Regions from separate parts of the Homo sapiens genome. Here region 2 is linked to region 1. A link is an interaction called in ENCODE POLR2A ChIA-PET data of the cell type or tissue named here. Cell type or tissue: IMR-90. All regions are shown on one strand. Links, peaks and the distances in the headings refer to the core of each region. The heading gives the core; the rest is flanking DNA.

Region 1 (2,901 bases), core at 98-2,597:
TGTGTAGAGACTGAGTCAGATGTGATAAAATGGAAAAAATAAAAAACAACAACAAAAAGAATCTTGTAAAATAAAAGGAGGGTCGAGAGAAAAGCACAAGGAGACCTAGGCTCACTCACTGGGAAATTCACCGATAGCTTAGAGCAAAGCCCTGTGGCAAGGGGCTGGGCTCGAACCTTGGCGCTGCCACTTGCTAGCTGTGGAGCTCTGGGCAAACCCTTCACTTCTCTGCGCTTCATGATAGGGTGACTGGATCAATTATTGTCCACTTAAAGACAGAAGGCGAAAGGGGGAGCTATTACAACCAATTATACCAGGACAACAGGCCAAAGCCAGGACTGTCCTGGACAGACGGGAGATATGGCCCCCAGCTTATGGGGCAGTAGTAGGACTAGGTCACAGAGTTTTTGGGAGGATTAAATGAGTTAATCCTTGGGAAACACTTTGAACAGTGGCAGCACATGCAATGCGCTTAATAATTATTAGCTATTGGCATTTTATTACATACGCGTGCACACACACACACACACACACACACAAGCTCAGAGGAGAGGGCCAGACAGACACACCTGAGTGTCATTCAAGCCCTCTGTGATCCACAGCCGGCCACGATAGGAGCCTGAGGGAGGCAGGGTTAATGTGTCCCCATTGCCTGGCAGCAGAGCGGGCTCTGCAAAAGTCTCTCTCTCTTTTTTTTGAAATGGAGACTCGCTCTTGTTGCCCAGGCTGGAGTGCAGTGACATGATCTTGGCTCACTGTAACCTCCACCTCCTGGGTTCAAGCGATTCTCCGATTCTCCTACCGCAGCCTCCTGAGTAGCTACAATTACAGGCATGCGCCTCCACGCCCAGCTAACTTTTGTATTTTTAGTGGAGACAATGTTTCACCATGTTGGCCAGGCTGGTCTCGAACTCCCCACCTCAGAAGATCCACCCACCTCGGCCTCCCAAAGTGCTGGGATTACAGACGTAACCCACCACACCTGGCCTGCAAAGGTCTCTTGGAAAATGGGTGATTTGATTTGAGCCTGGAAGGGTGGGTGTATTTTCCACAGACAGAAATAGGGAGGGATGTGTGCGGGGGTGGGCGAGGGCTCATGGGGAACTGAGGGCAGGTCCGGGAGTCTAGACCGCATTAGAGTACAGGGGAGGGGTGCAGAGTCTGGGGAAGTGTGTCCTGTGCCCAGATGCTGGGATTGGTTGGCCGGGCCCATGAGGCCTGGTCCTGGGGGAAAGGCCCCTCCGCCCAGCAGGAGACCTGATCATGCAGCCGCCTGCTCTGCCAGCCCAGTGTGGAAGCTGCATCCATCCATCCATCAGGCTGCTGAGGCCGTGGGGAATGTGATGAGGCTGCTGAAATGGGGCCCGGGCCCAGCAGGAGAAAGGGGGCCCCCACCCCAGGCAGGGGTGGGATGTGGCTGCAGCTTCCCAGAAACTGGGTCTGGTTCTGCCGACAGAGACTGGCTGACGGTTTGGACTGGAAAGCCAGACCCAGAGGGCTGGAGTGGGGCCTGCTGGCCGGGCTACCTGGGGCTGCCCAGGGCTGCCTGGGGAGAGGGTGCCAGGAGTGGGGAGGGGGCAACTCTGTGGTGGGGGCAGGGGCCCCTCATCTCAGCCAGGACAGACTTCCTGGAGCCTTCCTCACTACAGACGGACAAACTGAGCCCCCGTGACACAAGGGACATGCCCAGGAGTCCACAGCCAAGTCAATAGTAGGCGCCCAACAGAACCTCTGTCTTCCCTTCCCAGTCCAAGGGTCTTCCTGCCGTTTCCTGAAAAGAACCCCAAGGTCCCCAAATGTCACCGAGCAGCAGGCAGTGGGATGAGCTGACTCTTGTCTCCTATGCCGCTTTGTCACCTCCTAGCTGTGGGAACTTGGTCTGATTACTGTAACCTCGCTGAGCCCCAGGGTCCCCAAAATGGGGATAAATGTATGCCCCTCAGGGTCATTGTGACCCTTGCATAAGACGGTGTGGGTCTTGGGCTGGGCATGATCACTGGCATGGCACACTCACTGGCACCGTGGCAAGTTAAAACCGTGTCGCCAGGCACCAGCCTTAGATTTCCTAATTAATTAGCAACTCCTCTAGGAACAGGCAATGCTAGAGGAACGCCCACCACCTACAATGGTAGGTGTTCAGAAACATTCAACTGCTTCTCCTTACCAGCTTTTGTGGTCCCTCCCGGCCAGCCAGAGGGAGCCCAGGACCATTGCACAGCACTCACCACATTCCCAAAACCCATATCCAGCTCCACAGGGCTCTTGGATCTCAAAAGCCCAGTCCTTGTCCCCCACAGTTCATTTGTTTATTGAACAAATGTTTATTGAGGGCCTACTGGGTACCAGACATAGTTCCGGGGAGGGACGATGCAGGCGCGATGCACAGAATGGGCAAAGGCACAGAGGGCCGGAGCTAAGGACTCAAGCACTTCCCGTACACATTCATTTGCCCCCTGTTCTAGCAGCATCTATGGTGCCCAAGGCCCCATCCCAGGCCCTGGGCTGCAGCTGGAGCTGAGGGGGTGTGAATGGGGAGGCGAGCAGAGAGCTTGCCTGTCCCTCCAGAATTTGCTAATTAATTAGGAAATCTCGGGCTGGTGCCTGGCGACACGATTTTAACTTGCCATGCAGACTGGGAGCAGCAGAGAAAGCAGGCATCTCCCTACCCAATGCCCCAGTCACCACTGCCTTCACCTCCTTCAGGGCTTTGCTGGATGCATCAAAGGCCCACCAAGGTCCCTGCAGCTCAGAACCCAGAAAGGGCTGCAGGCCCACTTCTCAGCAGAGAAGGCTAAAATCAGAGATGAAGGTTCTGCTAGGGGTGGGAATGAGGGCAGGGCTGCTGTCCTACAGCTGCTCCTGACACAACAGCCAGGGGTTAGGGTGGCATAGCAGATGGAG
Region 2 (2,901 bases), core at 273-2,772, 110 kb before region 1:
CACGGCTCGCTGAAGCCTCCATCTCCTGGACTCCAGCCATCCTCCCACTTCAGCCTCCCGACTAGCTGGGACCACAGGTGCACGTCACCATACCAGCTAATTTTCGTATTTTGTGTAGAGACGGGTTCTTGCCATGTTGCCCAGGCTGGTCTCTAAACCTTGGGCTCAAGAGATCCTCTCACCTCAGGCTCCTGAGCATGCGCTACTTCCATCTGACTTTGAAGACAGGGTTTGGGAAGGGGCTCTGAACATCTGCCTGGGCTCTTTGTGCTCTGGCTCTGGAGGGCTTCCTGGAGGAGGAGGCCTTTGGCCTCTGCTAGGCCTTCAAAGTGAGGAAACCTTCTAGGTCCTCTCTGCCCCTCCCAGTCTCTGGTACTACCTGACCTGGACTTTCTCACAGGTCTCCAGCCCCAGAGAGCTGCGTCTTTTCAATTTCCCCTACCTGCTGCCCAGGCCCACCCCCAAAGCTACAAGACGCGAGAGCCCCCTTTCCCTGTGGGGGCTGCCAGGGTGGGAGGAGGGAAGCTGCCTCAGCCCATTGGTGGTGGCGACTGATCCAGGTTGACCCAGCAGATGGCCTTCCAGAGCCATAGCAAGGATTCACATCCCAACCGTGCCACTTCCAGGCTGGGTGACCTTGGGCCAGTTGCCTGACCTCGCTGATCCTCCGTGTCCTTCTAGGCACACCGTTAATCATAGTACCTGCTTTGCAGGACTCTTGTGGGAATCAGCGGCGCGCCTGGCACACACTAGTTGCTCAATGAATGGGGCGGCTATAATTACTCTTCCGGGTGGGGGCGGGGCGCAGGGCCTGCAGCCAGGCCTATATTTAGCCTGGAAGGGGGTTGGGGGCGCTGGGAGACAAAGCGCCGCGGCCAGTCTGGGCGCCCAGGGGGCGGAGCCGGCGAAAGCCCCGCGGCCGACCCGCCCTCCCCTACCGCAGGGTCACCTTGGCCGGGCTGGCGGCCAAGGGCTCCTTCAGACCCGACGTGCCCCAGCGGCCCAGCGGCCGCTTGGTCCCCTGAGCAGTCCTCATCCTCGCAAACTGCTGTCTGGGGAGGGGGCTGCTGGGGGCTGGGGGTGGTTTTCGGCCCCACTGACCACTTGGGAAGCTGCCCCCTTTCCCAGCACCGGCCGGCCGAGGGAGGGCTCGCTGAGATCCGTACGCCAAGGTGAGCCTGACCCCGGGTGGGGGGCGTGGGAGGGGGAGCCAGGCTGGCTCCTCCCCCAACCTCGCGCCAATGAGTGTCGGGGCTGCAAATAGCCCAGTGGAATCAGTGAGTCATGGAGGCTGGAAATACCGCGCCCCCTCTGATCCCCTCCCCTCCTCCTGACCGCAGCCGGTGGAGCTGCACTGGGGAGCAAGCCTGGGGGTGTGAGGGGTGGGGGACCCCTCCGGAGAGCTCCCCTCCCCAGGCTCCCTGAACCAACCCGGACACCCCCGCCCCCAAGTTCCAGCTGGCTTTGCCTCTGGGGCTGTGTGACCCTGGGCCAGTCACTCAGACTCTCTGGGCCGCAGAATCCCCATTAGGTACAAGAAGGGCTTCAAGAGGGCAGGCGACCCGGTGCAGCCTGCCCACCTTTGCGTCCCTGCGCCTGGGACTGAAACAGTGCCCGCCACATAGCAGGACAGTAAATATCTCTGGAAGGAAAGAAATAATAAAAAGGGAAGGGCAGGCAGTTGGACGAGAAGGTGTTGCAAGGGTTTTCCAGAAACAATCCTGGGGTTCCTGCCCAGGGGGGTCTGGGGAGCCCACGGAGGAGGCCGAGGAACGCCCACATTTTGTGAGGTCTTCAGCTTTAACTTGAGCTACAACCCCCATCCCCAAATCTCAAAGAAGGTGTGTCTGTTTCTCTCAGGGTTTCCAGCCCTGCCCTAAGTTTGAGAACTCCAGGCAGGCGGCCTCCAGAAGTCTGTGAGACTGTCCTTTATTGTGTATACAGGTTCCAGCGTCAGGGCTCTCCCACGGCCCCCTCCCCAGTCCTCCCCCAAGGGGCCCAGAGTGGTGGGAGTGAGAGGCCACCCTAAGGCACACTGACCAGAGAGGCATGGAGGGAGGAGGCTGACTTGCCCTGGGGACCCCTGCTAACTGAGACCCACCCTTCCCCTCCACCCTGCTTCTGTATGTGGGAGACGAAACCAAGAGTCATTGGGGGCAGCAGGCATTTCCCAGGGTTAAGGCTGATGGAAGGTCCCTATCCCAGATGGGAGATGGGGGCTTTTCCTATGACTCCCCCCCATCCCCCAGCTGGAAGACGTGGGGAGGGTTGCATAGCCTTAGAGAGGTAGAATGAGGGGAAATACTCCTCAGTGCCCAGAGGTGGGGAGTTGAGAGCAGCAGTTGACACCCTGGGTTCAGATCTAACCTTCAGTGACAAAGCACAGCACTCAGTGGCTCGGGGATGTTTCCCCGTTAATGAAAATGGAGATTGTAAATCTGATTTGAGAAAGCTCTGAATTTGGCCTCAACCAATGGTAATGCTGAGTATTTGAAGGACAACGATAGGGGTGTGTGTGTTACACACACCGAGCCTATAGATTCATAGATTAAAGAGGGGGATGGATGGAGAGCTGACTGCCCGGAGGGGAAGGTGGCAAGAAGCTGGGGTCCAACCTCGAGGACCCAAAGCCCCATCCATGCCCTGGCTTCCATCTCTGTTAGGTGATCCTGTCTGCATGGGAGCAGCCCCAAGAACACAGGCCTGTGGGAGGGAGAAGGACCAGCCCCACCCCCAACCCCACTTGGCCTTGCCTGGAGGCCCCAGCAGGCGCAGGACGGCAGGAGTTTCATGCAGTTTATCACGAACCAGCTGTATTGGAAAAACCCCATCTATATACAGATGTGGCATGGCTCTGCCCTGGCACAGCCAGCTGGCTGGGGGCACGGGGTGGGCAGGCAG

The links. ChIA-PET counts read pairs that join two places held together with the same protein. Peaks named below come from ENCODE experiments on the same cell type or tissue, not always from the same donor. Only the 100,000 strongest peaks of a DNase experiment are listed, where the experiment ranks them.
Region 2: POLR2A ChIA-PET joins it to region 1 with 10 read pairs; 3 of 35 experiments call an interaction of 5 or more read pairs at or near these places.

What each region holds. Positions count from the first base shown.
Region 1 is chr1:16,117,597-16,120,497 of GRCh38, forward strand. No RefSeq gene overlaps it. Among named protein-coding and RNA genes, the nearest start is that of EPHA2-AS1, 36 kb to the right of the region's middle. RefSeq lists enhancers at 564-1,237, 2,509-2,901. In IMR-90, for the core only: no CTCF peak of the experiment used is centred there; no DNase peak of the experiment used is centred there.
Region 2 is chr1:16,012,116-16,015,016 of GRCh38, forward strand. HSPB7 (heat shock protein family B (small) member 7) reads right to left here. Exons shown (of 3, transcript NM_014424.5): 3 at 1,914-2,901. Among named protein-coding and RNA genes, the nearest start is that of HSPB7, 4.5 kb to the right of the region's middle. RefSeq lists silencers at 774-983, 1,134-1,393. In IMR-90, for the core only: no CTCF peak of the experiment used is centred there; a DNase peak (open chromatin) is centred at 1,266; H3K4me3 peaks cover 380 bases.